Linked DNA regions of Homo sapiens: region 2 is linked to region 1. The links are chromatin contacts, found by Hi-C or POLR2A ChIA-PET in ENCODE. All regions are on one chromosome and are shown on one strand. Each heading gives the region's core, a stretch centred on a gene start or an enhancer-like site at or near the end of the contact. The rest is flanking DNA. Distances are from core to core; before and after follow the strand shown. Region 1 holds the start of JAGN1 (jagunal vesicle mediated transporter 1). Region 2 overlaps IRAK2 (interleukin 1 receptor associated kinase 2).

What was found. A loop is a pair of places that touch in the nucleus more often than their neighbours do. ChIA-PET counts read pairs that join two places held with the same protein, here RNA polymerase II (POLR2A). Pooled maps may share reads with other maps.
Region 2: a loop to region 1 is called in a pooled map, with 4 times the contacts of the local background. The contact joins the enhancer-like site here to the promoter of JAGN1 in region 1. A Hi-C loop is called at or near these places in 1 of 37 single-sample maps with no recorded cell type and 9 of 50 pooled maps. POLR2A ChIA-PET finds 5 or more read pairs at or near these places in 1 of 52 experiments (activated naive CD4-positive, alpha-beta T cell).

The regions. Positions count from the first base shown.
Region 1 is chr3:9,885,905-9,893,747 of GRCh38, forward strand. JAGN1 (jagunal vesicle mediated transporter 1) reads left to right here and starts at 4,706. Exons shown (of 2, transcript NM_032492.4): 1 at 4,706-4,907; 2 at 7,011-7,843. The coding sequence starts at 4,819. The coding sequence ends at 7,473.
Region 2 is chr3:10,223,513-10,231,355 of GRCh38, forward strand. IRAK2 (interleukin 1 receptor associated kinase 2) reads left to right here. Exons shown (of 13, transcript NM_001570.4): 10 at 2,859-2,921. Among named protein-coding and RNA genes, the nearest start is that of TATDN2, 21 kb to the right of the region's middle. RefSeq lists enhancers at 1,792-2,574, 2,750-2,799 and a silencer at 2,913-3,207. Within about 2 kb of position 1,904, at least 13 of the 41 ENCODE cell types and tissues checked have a DNase peak (open chromatin) inside an H3K27ac peak, as active enhancers do.

The DNA of each region.
Region 1 (7,843 bases), core at 3,456-5,955:
AGGAGGCAGAGGTTGCAGTGAGCCGAGAATGTACCACTGCACTCCAGCCTGGGCAACAACAGTGAAACTCCATCTCAAAAAAAAAAAAAGAGTAAGGATGTTCTTTATGTTTCTTCATGATCTGGAGAAAACAGTCAAGATATATTGTTCAGTCAAAACAAGGCAGGGTCAGGGCACAGTGGCTCACACCTGTAATCCCAGCAGTCTGTGAGGCTGAGGCAGGAGTATTTCTTGAGGTCAGGAGTTCAAGACCAGCCTGGGCAACACAGTAAGACCTTGTCTCTACAAAAAATACAAAAATTAGCTGGGTGTGGTGGCACACATCCCAGCTACTCAGGAGGCTGAGGTGGGAGGGCCCCTTGAGCCTAGGAGTTCGAGGTTGTAGTGAGTTATGATTGTACCACTACACTTCAGTCTGAGCAAGACCCTGTCTCTAAAAATATAAATAAAATAAGGCAGGGTGTGGTGGCTCATGCCTGTAATCCTAGCACTTTGGGAGGCTAAGGCAGGAGGTTTGCTTGAGGCCAAGAATTTGAGACCAGCCTGGGCAATATAGCAAGACCCCCATCTCTACAAAAAATGTAAAATAAGCCAGGTATAGTGGTGCATGCCTGTAATCCAAGCTACTTGCATGGCTGAGGCAAGAAGTTCACTTGAGCCCAGGAGGTCAAGGCTCAGTGAGCCATGATGGTACCACTGCACTCCAGCCTGGGCAACAGAGCAAGACCCTGTCTCAAAAAAAAATTAATTAAATAAAAAATAAAAATATCATTCTGAGAGTCTGTAGTTTCCCCAGGCTGCCAAGGAAATTCATGGCACAAAAACAGCTATGAACCTCTGCTCTAAACAGCTATGCCTTTGCATTAGCATCCTTTCTGTATGACCATTTGCATTTTCTTTTTGAGACAGGGTCTTGCTCCGTTGCCCAGACTGGAGTGCAATGGTGTGATCATGGCTCACTGCAGCCTCAACCTGCTGGGCTCAAGTGATCCTCCATCTCAGCCTCCTGAGTAGCTGAGACTACAGACATATGCCATCCTGCCTGGCTAATTTTATTTTTAGAGATAGGTTCTTGCTATGTCGCCGAGGCTGATCTCGAGTTCCTGGACTCAAGCAATCCTCCTGCCTCAGCCTCCCAAAGTGCTGGGATTATAGGCATGAGCCACCATGCTCAGGGTCTCATCATGTTGCCCAGGCTGGCCTCAAACTCCTGAACTCAAGCAATCTTCCCACCTCAGCCTCATGAGTAGCTGGGACTACAGGTACATGCCGCCGCAGCCAGCTTATTGTTTGGCTTTTGAACCATGTAAATGCATTACCTAGTCAACATTTTAAATTAAAAAGATATTCTTAGGCCCAACTTTGGGGAATGATTCATTTGGGTAAGGGTGGGGCCCAGAAATCTGTGTTTTTAACAAGCATCTTGGATGAGTCTATCACAGATGGTTCTAGACCAGGCTTCACAGACAGCAAAAACGATGAGAACTAATGTGGAAGCAGGTGATCCTTGGTGCAGTAAGATGGGTCCCAAAGTGTCACCAGGATTTCCACAGGGCAAAGAAAGACATTCTAGAGAGCCTGGGGGGAGGTGACAAATATTCCTGGCCCATTTCCCCAGAGGTCCCGAACCCTCTTAGTTATCCCTCAGTGGGTCCTGAACCGTCATCCCTTAAACAGGACAGTAACAGATCTGGTAGTAAAAATCCTGCAGCCCTAGGGCCACTTTGGTCTGAGTTCTTATAGTGCAATTGCTGCGTGATCCTGGGCAAGTCACTTCCCCTTTCTGAGCCTTAATTTTCCCTTGTGTAAGATAATGATAACAAAAGTAATTATCTCCAAGGGTATTGGAAAAAGAGAATGAGTTCACGTGTGTGAATATGCCTGGCATAGAGTAGGTACTCAATAAATGTTGCTGATTTCTTTTCTCTCACTCTGTCGCCCAGGCTGGAGTGCAACAGTATGATCTCTGCTCACTGCAACCTCCGTCCCCCAGGTTCAAGCGATTCTCCTGCCTCAGCCTCCCGAGTAGCTGGGACTACAGGCACGTACCACCACGCCTGGCTAATTTTTTGTATTTTTAGTAGAGACGGGGTTTCACCGTGTTAGCCAGGCTGGTCTCGATCTCCTGACCTTGTGATCTGCCCGCCTCAGCCTCCCAAAGTGTTGGGATTACAGGCGTGAGCCACTGCACCCAGCCTTTTTTCTTATTTTTTTAAAATTTGAGACAGGGTCTCACTCTGTTGCTCAGGCTGGAGTGCAGTGGTGTGATCTCAGGTCACTGCAACCTTCGCCTCCCGGGTTCAAGGGATTCTCCTGCCTCGGCTTCCCAAGTAGCTGGGACTACAGGCATGCGCTACCACACCCTGATAATGTTTGTATTTCTTTTGGTAGAGACAGGGTTTCACCATGTTGACCAGGCTAGTCTTGAACTCCTGACCTCAAGTGATCCACTGCCTCGGCCTCCCAAAGTGCTGGGATTACAGGTGTGAGCCGTGCCCGGCCAATGTTGCTGATTTCTTGCTTGCCTTTCTCAGATCCCAGCCACACAGACTCCCTTCCTAGTGTGAGCCCCTTGCTGGTCATATGTGCTCTTGTTACCCACCTACAGATGTTAAATCCCAAGGAACTCAAATCTGTTCCTCTCTGTCCATTGCCACCTCCTAGCCCAAGCCACCCCTAGGATTGCCTGAATTACTGCAGTAGCCTTCAAGTGATTCCTCTGCTTCACCCTTGGCCCCTGCAAGCCATTCTCTACACAGCAACTAGATCTATCTTTATTTATTTATTTACAGACAGTGTCTTACTCTGTTGCCCAGAATGGAATGCAGTGGCATAATCATGGCTCACTGTAACCTTGAACTCCTGGTCTCAAATGATTCTCCCACCTCATCCTCCCGAGTAGCCTGGACTACAGGCACGCACCACCATGCCAGTTAATATTATTTTATTTTTTATTTTTGTAGAGACGGGAGTCTCACTATGTTGCCCAGGCTGATCTCCTGCCTTGGCCTCCCAAAGTGCTGAGATTACAGGCTTGAGGCACTGTGCCCCCACCTAGACCTATCTTTTAAAAATGCAAAACTGTGTCATTTTCCTGGTTAAACCTTTTAGTGGTTCCCCAAACCCCCTGGGATAAAGACTTAACTCTTTACTGAACCCTCCAAATGCTCCAGTCACTCTTAAGTTTCTCAGTTCTTTGAAGAGCCAAGTGCTCTCTGGATTTGGGGCCTTCACACATGCTGTTCCCTCTGCCTGAAAAGCTCTTCCGCTCCCCACCTCTTTAGCCAATTCCCACTCAGGCTTCAGACCTCAGCTCAATTGCTGCCACTCCAGAGAGACTTTCCTAACCCTCCAGGTCAGGGAGAGAGGCCTCATTTTTCCTCCCTCAGCCTCCTGTGTTTTCTTGAATTTCTTAGCTTCATGGGTACAAGTTCTTCCCCCGACTGGGCTGGGATCCCTCAGGGGAAATGGACCATGTTTATTTCTGCGTCCCCAGGTCATAGCAGAGCATCCTGGTGCATGGAAGATGCTCACTATACATGCTTTTTTCTTTCTTTTTTTCTTTATTCGGATAATATAACTTCTTTCTTTAAAGTTTCGCTTAGTATTTTGTTGTGGTAAAATGCACATAACATAAAACTTACTATGTTAATCATTTTTAAGTGTACAGTTTCCGTGGCATTAAGCACACACATATAGTTGTGCAATCAGTACCACCATCCATCTCCAGAACTTTTTTCATCTTCCCGAACTGAAGCTCTGTACCCATTAAACACTAGCTCCCCATTCTCTGTCCACCCCTCGAGCTTCTGGCAATGGTCATTCTACTTTGTCTCTACAGATAAAGTTTATTTGGAAATAATTTTTCTTTCATGGCCTTGACATTTTTGAAGAGTACAGTCCAGCTCTCTTCTAGACTGTCCCTCCGTCTGGATTTATGTCATTTCTTCATGATTAGATTCAGTTAGGTATTTTTGGCAGAAACATCATAGAAGTGATGCTGTGTCCTCAGTCTATTAAAAGAGGCACAAGATATCAGTTTATCTCATTATTGATCAAATTAACTGACTATATGTTTAAGGGAGACAAGCCAGATTTCCTCACTGAGAGATTCCCTGTTTCTCTTTGCAATAATTAAATGTGAGAAACTTATTTTGAGACAAAGTCTCACTCTGCACTCTGTCCCCCAGGCTGGAGTGCATTGGCACAATCTCGACTTACTGCAACCTCTGCCTCCCTGGTTCAAGCGATTCTCCTGCCTCAGCCACCCAAGTAGCTGGGGTCACAGGAACCCACCACACCTGGCTAATTTTTGTATTTTTAGTAGAGACGGGATTTCACCATGTTGCCCAGGCTGGTCTTGAACTCCTGACATCAAGTGATCCACCCACCTCGGCCTCCCAAAGTGCTGGGATTAAAGGTGTGAGGCTGTGTGAATGATGTGTGCTCCAGGGAAAGTCATAGAATATATCAGTTTCCCCCTCTGTAAAGTGTGGACAGAAGTATCCTAACTGATATTACAGCTTAAGAAAGTAAAAGTGTTCAAGCGGCCTCTGGGCGCCAGCAAAAGAGGCTGGGGATTAATTTCCTGCGCGCTCCACAAGAGGCGGGGCTGGGCGGGGCGGGGGCGAGAGGGAACGAGGGCGCCTGCGCGGAGAGGAGTGACCATAGAGTCGGTCCTCCAGAGACAGAGGGGCCGGAAGTTCTCTTCACGGAGCCGCGCGGCTGCGGGGGCGCAAATAGGGTCAGTGGGCCGCTTGGCGGTGTCGTTGCGGTACCAGGTCCGCGTGAGGGGTTCGGGGGTTCTGGGCAGGCACAATGGCGTCTCGAGCAGGCCCGCGAGCGGCCGGCACCGACGGCAGCGACTTTCAGCACCGGGAGCGCGTCGCCATGCACTACCAGATGAGGTATGAAGTGAGGCGAGGAGCACGGAGGCTTTCTCCCCCGCTGGAGCCTGCGGGGCTTGGGGAGCGACGCCGGCCCGGCCTCAGGGTCTTGCTCCCCAGCCAGCCCCCGCTCACCTGCCAAGTCCCCTCCTCCCGTGACGGCTTCGGGCCTGTCCCCCATCCTGGAAAGCCCCGTGGCCCCCGCGAGCTCCACCCCTTGTTCCGCCCGGTGCCTTGAGGGGATCCAGCCCCGCGTGGGCTCCCGCCCTGCGTGGGCTCCCGAGTCACGTCGATGCTGGCCCCGCTGTATCACCTTCGAAACCGAATTTCTAATTTGAGCCTCAGCTTCCTCATCTGTAGAGGGAGAGAATAATCTGCCTTTTAGGTTTTGGTGAAAGATTAATCAGTAATTCGTGTAAAGAAAGTAGCATAAGGCCTACCACGTAATATATGGTAGGTGTTATATTTTGGGCCGTTTGGGGGGATATAGACAGTAAAAGGCAGCCTTTCCTAAGGACGCCTTGCCTAAAATGAATTTTATAAACACTCCCACGTAAGGGGTATTTCTACATTCAATTACTAGTTCGACAAATACTGAGCTTCCAAACATCATACACTGCTAGACACTAGGTTATAATAGTGAGCAAAAGCAGACGTGGTCTTTGTATACATGTTATACCTTCAATAAACAATTTTATTAAAGAAAAAAAAAACTGTTCCCTGCCTTCATGGAGCTTGAAGTCTAGAGATGACTGTTTTTTTTTTCCAACCTTTCCACATTTTCTACAATAAATATTTTTAAATAAAAATTTTAAAATTTTTACTTCCTTAAATCCATTGATCTCTCCCAGAATGTTCTTCACATCTCTCTCTCCAGAGTTTTAAAGAATGACAAGCTCTTTGAACTCTCATTTGTTTCACATCTCTAGGCCCCGGCTGAAAGGGCCCTCACAACTTAAGCAGGTGTTTTCATGCCAGCCCAGAGTAGAAACATTGCCTTTAGGGATATGAGGAGGATACGTTTGGGACGTGAGAGAATTAGAAGAATAAGATAAGTATGTACTTCTTTTGGATGAAAAAATCTAGCTGGAGAAGTATGGGCGGCCTGAGTACGTTTCCTCTCTGCCAATACCTTCTCCCGCCAGACTTTAATCCTATGGTGCAGTCAGCGTCCTCTTGCTAAACACAGCTCTGAGCTACCCTTCTGCCTTTATTATTATTATTAATTTATTTATTTATTTTTGAGACGGAGTCACGGTCTGTCGCCCAGGCTGGAGTGCAGTGGCGCGATCTCAGCTCACTTGTAAGCTCCGCCTCCCGGGTTCACGCCATTCTCAGCCTCAGCCTCCCGAGTAGCTGGGACTACAGGCGCCCGCCACCACGTGCTGCTAATTTTTTTGTATTTTTAGTAGAGACAGGGTTTCACCGTGTCAGCCAGGATGGTCTCGATCTCCTGACCTCGTGATCTGCCCGCCTCGGCCTCCCAAAGTGCTGGGATTACAGGCGTGAGCCACCGCGCCCAGCCCTGCCTTTTTATTAGTAGTATTGTTGTTGTTTTTTTTTTTTATGGAGATGGGGTCTCATTTTGTTGCCAGGCTGGTCTCGAACTCCTGGGCTCAAGCAGTCCTCCTGCTTCAGCCTACCAAAGTGCTTGGATTAGAGTTGTGAGCCCAGCCTCTTCTACTTTTAACTCTCATAGTCTTTGTGATTCATATCCCACTACCCCTCTCCCCCTAACAATATGTTCCTGCCACACATAACCACTTGCTTTCCTGGAACACAAATACTTGGGCCTTTTTGTCTGCATGCTCCTGCATGGGATGCCCATCTTCACTCATTCCTGAGCCTAGTTCAGATATCACCTGCCTCTAGATAGCCATCTCTGACATTCCATGCCAGGCAGAGTTGATTCCTCCTTCCTGTGATCCCATATATCTGGGAACATATATTTACTAGAACTTTTTCACTTCATTTTCTAATTACTTTTTCCTCCTCTGTTCTTTGTGTCCGGCTTCTAGGCTGTTTTATTCAAATTTGTATCCCAGTGTCCAGTACAGTTGTCTGGCATATAGTTGGTGGTAAGAAAAATTTGAAAGATACTTCTCCCTCTGCTCTGCCCCACAGTGTGACTCTCAAGTATGAAATCAAGAAGCTGATCTACGTACATCTGGTCATATGGCTGCTGCTGGTTGCTAAGATGAGCGTGGGACACCTGAGGCTCTTGTCACATGATCAGGTGGCCATGCCCTATCAGTGGGAATACCCGTATTTGCTGAGCATTTTGCCCTCTCTCTTGGGCCTTCTCTCCTTTCCCCGCAACAACATTAGCTACCTGGTGCTCTCCATGATCAGCATGGGACTCTTTTCCATCGCTCCACTCATTTATGGCAGCATGGAGATGTTCCCTGCTGCACAGCAGCTCTACCGCCATGGCAAGGCCTACCGTTTCCTCTTTGGTTTTTCTGCCGTTTCCATCATGTACCTGGTGTTGGTGTTGGCAGTGCAAGTGCATGCCTGGCAGTTGTACTACAGCAAGAAGCTCCTAGACTCTTGGTTCACCAGCACACAGGAGAAGAAGCATAAATGAAGCCTCTTTGGGGTGAAGCCTGGACATCCCATCGAATGAAAGGACACTAGTACAGCGGTTCCAAAATCCCTTCTGGTGATTTTAGCAGCTGTGATGTTGGTACCTGGTGCAGACCAGGCCAAAGTTCTGGAAAGCTCCTTTTGCCATCTGCTGAGGTGGCAAAACTATAATTTATTCCTGGTTGGCTAGAACTGGGTGACCAACAGCTATGAAACAAATTTCAGCTGTTTGAAGTTGAACTTTGAGGTTTTTCTTTAAGAATGAGCTTCGTCCTTGCCTCTACTCGGTCATTCTCCCCATTTCCATCCATTACCCCTTAGCCATTGAGACTAAAGGAAATAGGGAATAAATCAAATTACTTCATCTCTAG
Region 2 (7,843 bases), core at 654-3,153, 330 kb after region 1:
AAAGGGTTTGTGCCCTGACAGGCTTGGAAATATTGCATTAGGCAAAGTCAAGCAGGTTTCTTTACCACAAGATTAATTCAAGCTGGTTGAATGGTAGTGAGCCTTTAATCTGGTACTTGTGAATTCACCAGAGAGGGGTATGCAGTGTTTCCCAAGCTCATTTGACTATGGAACCTTGTGTTCTCAGAATATCTGTCCTTGTCAGTGTTCCATGGAACCCAGTCTGGGAAATGCTGGCTGAGAAGAGTAACAGTCAGGTTGGCTTCAGCCAAGTGCATACAGCTGCCCCTTGGGCCTCACCCTCTTTTCTTCTCTAGCCTTGAACTCTGTACTTCCTCTCTCTGACCACAGTCTCCTGTCTGTCTACCTCTGCTACCAGAACCGTGGCCCTGAGTCACCTCTGCCCTCAGCCAGAACCCCAGATTCTGCACCTCCGTGTCTCCCAGCTGGTTCCTCTGCCTCCCTCAGCCCCACTGCAAGTTGTTCAGTGAAGCTCAGCAGGGCTAGTCCAGGCTCCTTCTCCTTTAAGAACCAGGGGGATGGGCAGGGAGTGGTGGCACATGCCTAAAATCTCAGTACTTTGGGAGGCCGATGTGGGCAGATCACCTGAGGTCAGGAGTTCAAGACCAACCTGGCCAACATGGTGAAACCCCGGCTCTACTAAAAATACAAAAATTAGCTGAGTGTGGTGGCATGTGCCTGTAATCGCAGCTACCTGGGAGGCTGAGTCAGGAGAATCACTTGAACCTGGGAGGCAGAGGTTGCAGTAAGCCGAGATCGCGCCATTGCACTCCAGCCTGGGCAACAGAGCAAGATTCTGTCTCAAAAAAAAAAAAAAAGAAAAAAAAGAACCAGGGGGATAGAACCCCTAGGCCCGGCTCAGTTACTTTCAGCTGTGTGACTTACACCTAGCACTTCTGTCTCTGGGCCTCAGTTAAGCCTTCTGTAAGATGGGGCTAACGATACACATGGAGATGAATGGGATAATGTATATAAGCAGGTGAGCATGGCACCCTGCACCCTGCACCTACCAAGAATATTATGATGACTGTGGTTATTGTTATTCCCACCTTTACACCCTCCTTCTGATATCTGTTTACTCTTGACCTTCTAACTGGTGTGTTAGCGTCACAGATGACTTCCTCATCCATCCATTCACCCTCCCACCTATCCATCTATTCATCCACCCATGCACCCACCCTCCCACCCACATACCCATCCATCCATCCATCCATCCATCCATCCATCCATCCATCCATCCATCCATCTACCACCCATCCATCCATTCATTCATTGAATGCCTCCTGGCTCCTGCCACCCTTTTGCTCAGCCCTGCCTCTGGTTGACTGATAACGCTTTTGAACTTTGATTCCTCCTGTGGGGATCACAGTGCATTGCTCAGTGTTTTTTGGTGAGTGCTCAGTGACCTCTATAAAGGACTTGGCTCAGAGCCTGCTCTGTGAAAGGGGCACAGGAAGTCTTTGTTTATTCATTTCCCCTTGTTCTGTCCCTTCCTGGCAGGGACCTGTCAGGAGTCCCTTTTCAATTGGCTCCTGTCCCACTTGCAGCAGTGATGCCCTCTGCTGCCCTTTTCTGGTCACTGCCAGTCTGTTATTAATCCTGGGTGGTTTAAAACCTTTATCCTTTCCTTCCTCCAGGCTTGGAGGGATTCTTGGCTATAAATGTGACCCTATTCTGACTTGCTTTGAGAGATGCTGTGGGAGAGAGGTTCCACACTAAGTGTGGGGTCTTCACACCTTTAATATTCACAACTGCTAGTCCCCATTTAACAGATGAGGACACTGAGGCTCAGGTTTTAGTTACTTGCCTAAAGATCACCTGAGCATATAAGGAACAGAGTCAGAATTTGAACTCAGGCCTGACTGTAGAGCCCTTAGCCATCATAGCATTGTCTCTACTGAGAAACCCTGTTCAAAGCAGTTTCCTGTTTATGAAGACATATATCATGGTTTGCCAATTTTGTGGTGACTTACACGTATACAGGGTTGTGCTCCTTCTGCGAGTGGATGCGCTAATGAATAAATAATGTTAGTAAAGGCCTGTGAGTGAAACATGCTATGGATGCTGCAAGATTTGTCTAGAATAGATACCTGCCTGCATGCAGAGTCTTTCCTTCCCTGAGATTCACAGAGCAATGCCTGCTTGCCATAGCTGAAGGTTTTTTGGTGTTTTTTTTTTTTTTTGAGACGGAGTCTTGCTCTGTCGCCCAGGCTGGAGTGCAGTGGTGCGATCTCAGTTCACTGCAAGATCCACCTCCCAGGTTCACGCCATTCTCCTGCCTCAGCCTCCCAAGCACCTGGGACTACAGGCACCCGCCACCGCGCCTGGCTCATTTTTTTGTATCTTTAGTAGAGACGGGGTTTCGCTGTGTTAGCCAGGATGGTCTCGATCTCCTGACCACGTGATCCGCCCACCTCAGCCTCCCAAAGTGCTGGGATTACAGGCATGATCCACCGTGCCCAGCCAGCTGAAGGATTTTTAAATGAAACAATCTTTAAAAAATAGTGTATATATACGTGTGTGTGTATCTATATTTATCTATACCTATATATATCTTATGGTAATACATATAAACACACACACACATGAATTTTTGAAAACCATCTTCTCTGCCTGGCTATCAATTAATTACAACCTTCCACTGGCAGCTTGGTGGCATCTTTAATTGGAGGAGGTGTTTAGTGATATTCCCATGTTCCAGATTTTGGGCAGGTGTGTCTGCTGGCAATGGCAGAGCTGCACCTGGAGCTCAGAACTGAGAAGAGAAGACAGAATCTGCTGCCTGGCTGTGTGCACGAGCGTCTGAACCATGCTAACTCACGTTCTGTTCTCTCCAGGTGTTGGCCGAGGTCCTCACGGGCATCCCTGCAATGGATAACAACCGAAGCCCGGTTTACCTGGTAAGGGAACTTGTCACATCTGGCTGGGAGGTATATTTGGGCCTCACAGCTCTGTAGAGAGGGCAACGACCTCAATTCTAGCTAGTTTTACACATGCAAATGAGGCCCGGTACAAGGTTGCATTTGCATCCCCACAAAGCAGCTTTAACCTCCCATCCCCACCTGCCAGCCAACCATTGCTTTTTCATGATAATAGCATCTGGGGCTTGGTGCGGTGGCTCATGCCTGTGATCACAGCCTTTGGGAGACTGATGTGGGTGGATCATTTGAGACCAGGAGTTCAAGACCAGCCTGGCCAACATGGTGAAACCCTGTCTCTATTAAAAAAAAAGAAAAGAAAAAACTTACAAAAAACCCCCAACATTATCCAGGTGTGGTCGCATGTGCCTGTAATCCCAGCTACTCGGGAGGCTGAGGCAGGAGAATCACTTGAACCTGGGAGGCAGAGGTTGCAGTGAACCAAGATTATGCCACTGCACTCCAGCCTGGGTGACAGAGCGAGACTCCATCTCAAAAAAAAAAAAAAAAAAAAGATTTTGGAATGTTTATAGAAAGCACTTGTATAAAAGAGAAAGCACTTCTCTATATATCAGGCAATTCATTAGGGATTTTCCTCAAATTGATAAAAGTTAATTTCAGCCCTTTTAAACAAGTTTCTATAATAAAAACAATTTCCATTTTGTAGGCCAAAGATCTGATATACACAGTCATTTAAAAAATATAACAACCTGGCTGGGTGTGGTGGCTCACACCTCTAATCCCAGCACTTTGGAGGAGGCCAAGGCGGGCGGATCACTTGAGGCTGGGAGTTCGAGACCAGCCTGGGCAACATGGCGAAACCCTGTCTCTACTAAAAATACAAAAATTAGCCAAGCGTAGTGGCACACACCTGTAATCCCAGCTACTTGGGAGGCTGAGGCAGGAGAATCGCTTGAACCCAGGAGACAGAGGTTGCGGTGAGCCAAGATTGCACCACTGCACTCCAGCCTGGGTGACAGAGTGAGACCCTCTCTCAAAAAAGAATAAAAATATAACAACCTAGCCTGACTTTGTGTTAAATACTTTCCATACATTATCTACCTAAATCATCTCAATTTTTCCATGATAGAGTCATTATATTCATCTGCAGATGAGGAAAGCTGGCTCTGAGTTTGGCCTAGGATCTCAGTTGGAATTACCAAGTGTCAGAGCTGGAATTCTGAGTCAGATCTCCCTGAGCCGACATCATGAGTTTTTTTTTTGTTTTTGTTTTTGAGACGGAGTCTTGCTCTGTCGCCCAGGCTGCAGTGCAGTGGTGCAATCTCGGCTCACTACAAGCTCCACCTCCCGGGTTCATGCCATTCTTCTGCCTCAGCCTCCCGAGCAGCTGGGACTACAGGCGCCCACCACCACACCTGGCTAATTTTTTTGTATTTTTAGTAGAGATGGGGTTTCACTGTGTTAGCCAGGATGGTCTCAATCTCCTGACCTCGTGATCCGCCCGCCTCGGCCTCCCAAAGTGCTGGGATTACAGGATCTTGAGTTCTTAACCACAGCAGTCTCCTGCTTGTTTCTTGTGACAGTCCAACCATACGAATTCAGTATTATCATTCCCATTTACAGCTGAGAAAACTGAGGGCAAGCTGAAGTGACTTGTCTCACGCCCCTCAGTGAGACCAGTGGTGGAAGTGGGGTTTAAATTGAACCCAAGGCTTTTGCAGAGTTTCAAATCTCATCCAAACTCTAGTCTTCCTCATCAGTTTGAGAGGGGGCACCTTTTCCTACTGGGTATTGAGGCCATTGGAACAGACAGATTATTATTTTATTTATTTATTTATTTCTGGTGACTGGGCCCCAGAAGCATCCCCTGGGCTCTGGGGTAGGGAGGCTGAAGGCCTCGCTACTCCATGCAGAAAGTCACGACATGTTCCTTTGATGAACTCTGTGAGTTCCACCCCTTTTGGGCAGTCAATCCCATATGCTGCAGAGAGGTCTGTCTGGGCAGCTCAGATGTGGTTTGGGGCTGTTTGGGGGCAGTTTCTCATCTCCTGACTATTTTCTTGAGATGGATTTCCCAGCAGTCCTCTGGGGCTCCCCGGACAAGTGTCACAGTGGAAGGAGGCTTTTGAGGCACTGACAGGAAGTTGTCTAGAATTATTTTTTTGCTAATGATTTCTAAAAATGTGGAAAATAACAATTTTTTAAAATGTAGTTTCTTTCTCTTATTCTAGACTCTTGTATGGTCTCTTATCATGTTCTGTTGTGGTAGGTGCAATCCAATGGTTAATCAAGATTTGAGTCAGGGAGGAAAGCTTGCTGATTTCCTGTGGCCCAGGGTAGGAGGAAGCAGGCCTCCTCCAGGCTTGGGAAAGTGTTAGTTGCCACAGTGTTTCCTGAGGGCATTTGGTGGTTTCCACCTAAATTGAAAATATGAGTACCCTCTGACACGGCAGTTCCATTTGTGCCTAGAGAAACATGCACACATGTGAGGAGAGGCAGATGAACAAGGATATTTGTAGTGGCATTTTTTTTTTTTTCGAGACAGAGTCTCGCTCTGTTGCCCAGGCTGGAGTGCAGTGGGCGTGATCTTGGCTCACTGCAACCTCCACCCCCCGGGTTCAAGAGATTCTCCTGCCTCAGCCTCCTGAGTAGCTGGGACTACAGGTGCGCATCACCACACCCGGCTAATTTTTGTATTTTTTTTAGTAGTGACAGGGTTTTGCCATGTTGGCCAGGCTGGTCTTGAACTCCTGACATCACTCAGGTGATCTGCCCACCTTGACCTCCCAAAGTGTTGGGATTACAGGAGTGAGCCACTGCGCCTGGCCAAATTTAATTTAATTTGATTTAGAGATAGGGAGGGGTCTTGCCCTGTCACCCAGGCCAGAGTGCAGTGGCATGATTGTAGCTCACTGCAGCCTCGAATGCCTGGGCTCAAGCGATCTTCCCATCTTGGCCTCCCAAATTGTGAGGATTACAGGTGTGAGCCATGGCGCCCAGCCTGTATGAGTTTTGACAAATGTATACAGTCATGTAACCACCACCACAATCAAGATACGGAATATTTTTGTCACCCCAGAAAATTCCCTCCACTTACAGGTCCTGGCAATTACTCATCTAATTTCTGTCCACATAGCTCTATCTTCTTTAGAGGGTCATATCAATGGGCCCATGGCAGATGCACCCATTTGTTTCTGTCCCCCTTCATGTAGCATGGTGCTTAGATTCATCCATGTTGTTGACGTGTCAGTAATTCATTCCTTTTCATTGCTGAAGAGTATTCCATTGTATGGATAGATGACTGTTTATCCATTTACCAGTTGCTGGACATTTGGGTTATTTCCAGGTTTTGGCAATTCTGAATAAAGCCAACACAAACATTCTTATTTTAAAAAAATGAAAAAGAGGCCGGGCACAGTGGCTCACGGCTGTAATCGCGGCACTTTGGGAGGCTGAGGTGGGTGGATCACTTGAGTTCAGGAGTTCAAGACCAGCCTGGGCAACATGGTGAAACCCCGTCTCTACTAAAAACACAAAATTAGCCCTGTGTGGTGGCGAGTGCCTGTAATCCCAGCTACTCAGGAGGCTGAAGCAGGAGAATCGCTTGAACCTGGGAGGCAGAGTACAGTGAGTCGAGATTGTGCCACAGCACTCCAGCCTGGGCAACAGAGTGAGACTCTGTCTCAAAAAAATAAAAAAGTAAATTGAAAAAGACATGTATGTTCTGACAGGGACATATCTCCAAGTGAACAAAGCAAATTCAGAATAGTATATAGTATGATCACATTTTTGCTAAAAATAGATGGATGAATGAATGAAAACATTGTATCACATATTTTCTTCTCTATAAATTGAGGATAATAGTAGTACCCCCCCCCACCGACAAGGTATGTTTGTTTGTTATCATTTTTGGAGATAGGGTCTCCTATCTCCTATCTTCTTTGTCACGAAGGCTGGAGGAGTGCAGTGGCATGATCATAGCTCACTGTCACCTCGAACTCCTGGGCTCAAGGGATCCTCCCACCTTAGCCTCCCGGGTAGCTGGGATTATAGGCATGAGCCACTGTGCCTGGCATCTGACAGGTTTATTGAAGGTTAAATAATATGTGAGATGCCTAAAATAGTAACTAGAACATAATAAACAATATATGTTAACTATTAGTATTATCATTATTATTTGAGATAAGGTCTCTGCCACCCTGGCTAGTATGTAGTGGTGCAATCATGGCTCACTGTAACCTTGTACCCCTGGCCTCAAGTGATCCCCTGCTTTAGCCTCCCAAGTAATTGGGACCACAGGCACGTGCCGCCACTCCTAGCTAATTTTTATTTTTATTTTATTTATTTATTTTTATTTTGAGACAGAGTCTTGCTCTGTCGCCCAGGCTGGAGTACAGTGGTGCAATCTCCGCTCACTGCAGCCTCTGCCTCCTGGCTTCAATTGATTCTCCTGCCTCAGTCTCCCAAGTAGCTGGGATTACAGGCATGGACCAACATGCCCAGCTAATTTTTGTATTTTTAATAGAGACAGGGTTTCACCATGTTGGCCAGGCTGGTCTTGAACTCCTGACCTCAAGTGATCCACCTGCCTCGGCGGCCTCCCAAGTACCTGGGACCACAGGCATGTGCCCTCACGCCCAGCTAATTTTTAATTTGTTATTTGTAGAGATGGGGTCTTGTTACGTTGCCCAGGCTGATATTGCTATTATTTTAACAGCTTTTAGGATACTGTTATAATTATTATATAAGTAAATATAAAACCAAAATAATTATAGCTGTATAGCAGAAAATAATATAATCCAAACTATTAGCAGGAGTTACCTTTGGAGAGTAGAAATGAAAGGTAAACTTTTGTCCCCAAATTTTAACCACTTATGTTTAATTTTAATTTTTTTTTGAAATGGAGTCTCCCTCTGTGGCCCAGGCTGGAGTACAGTGGTGTG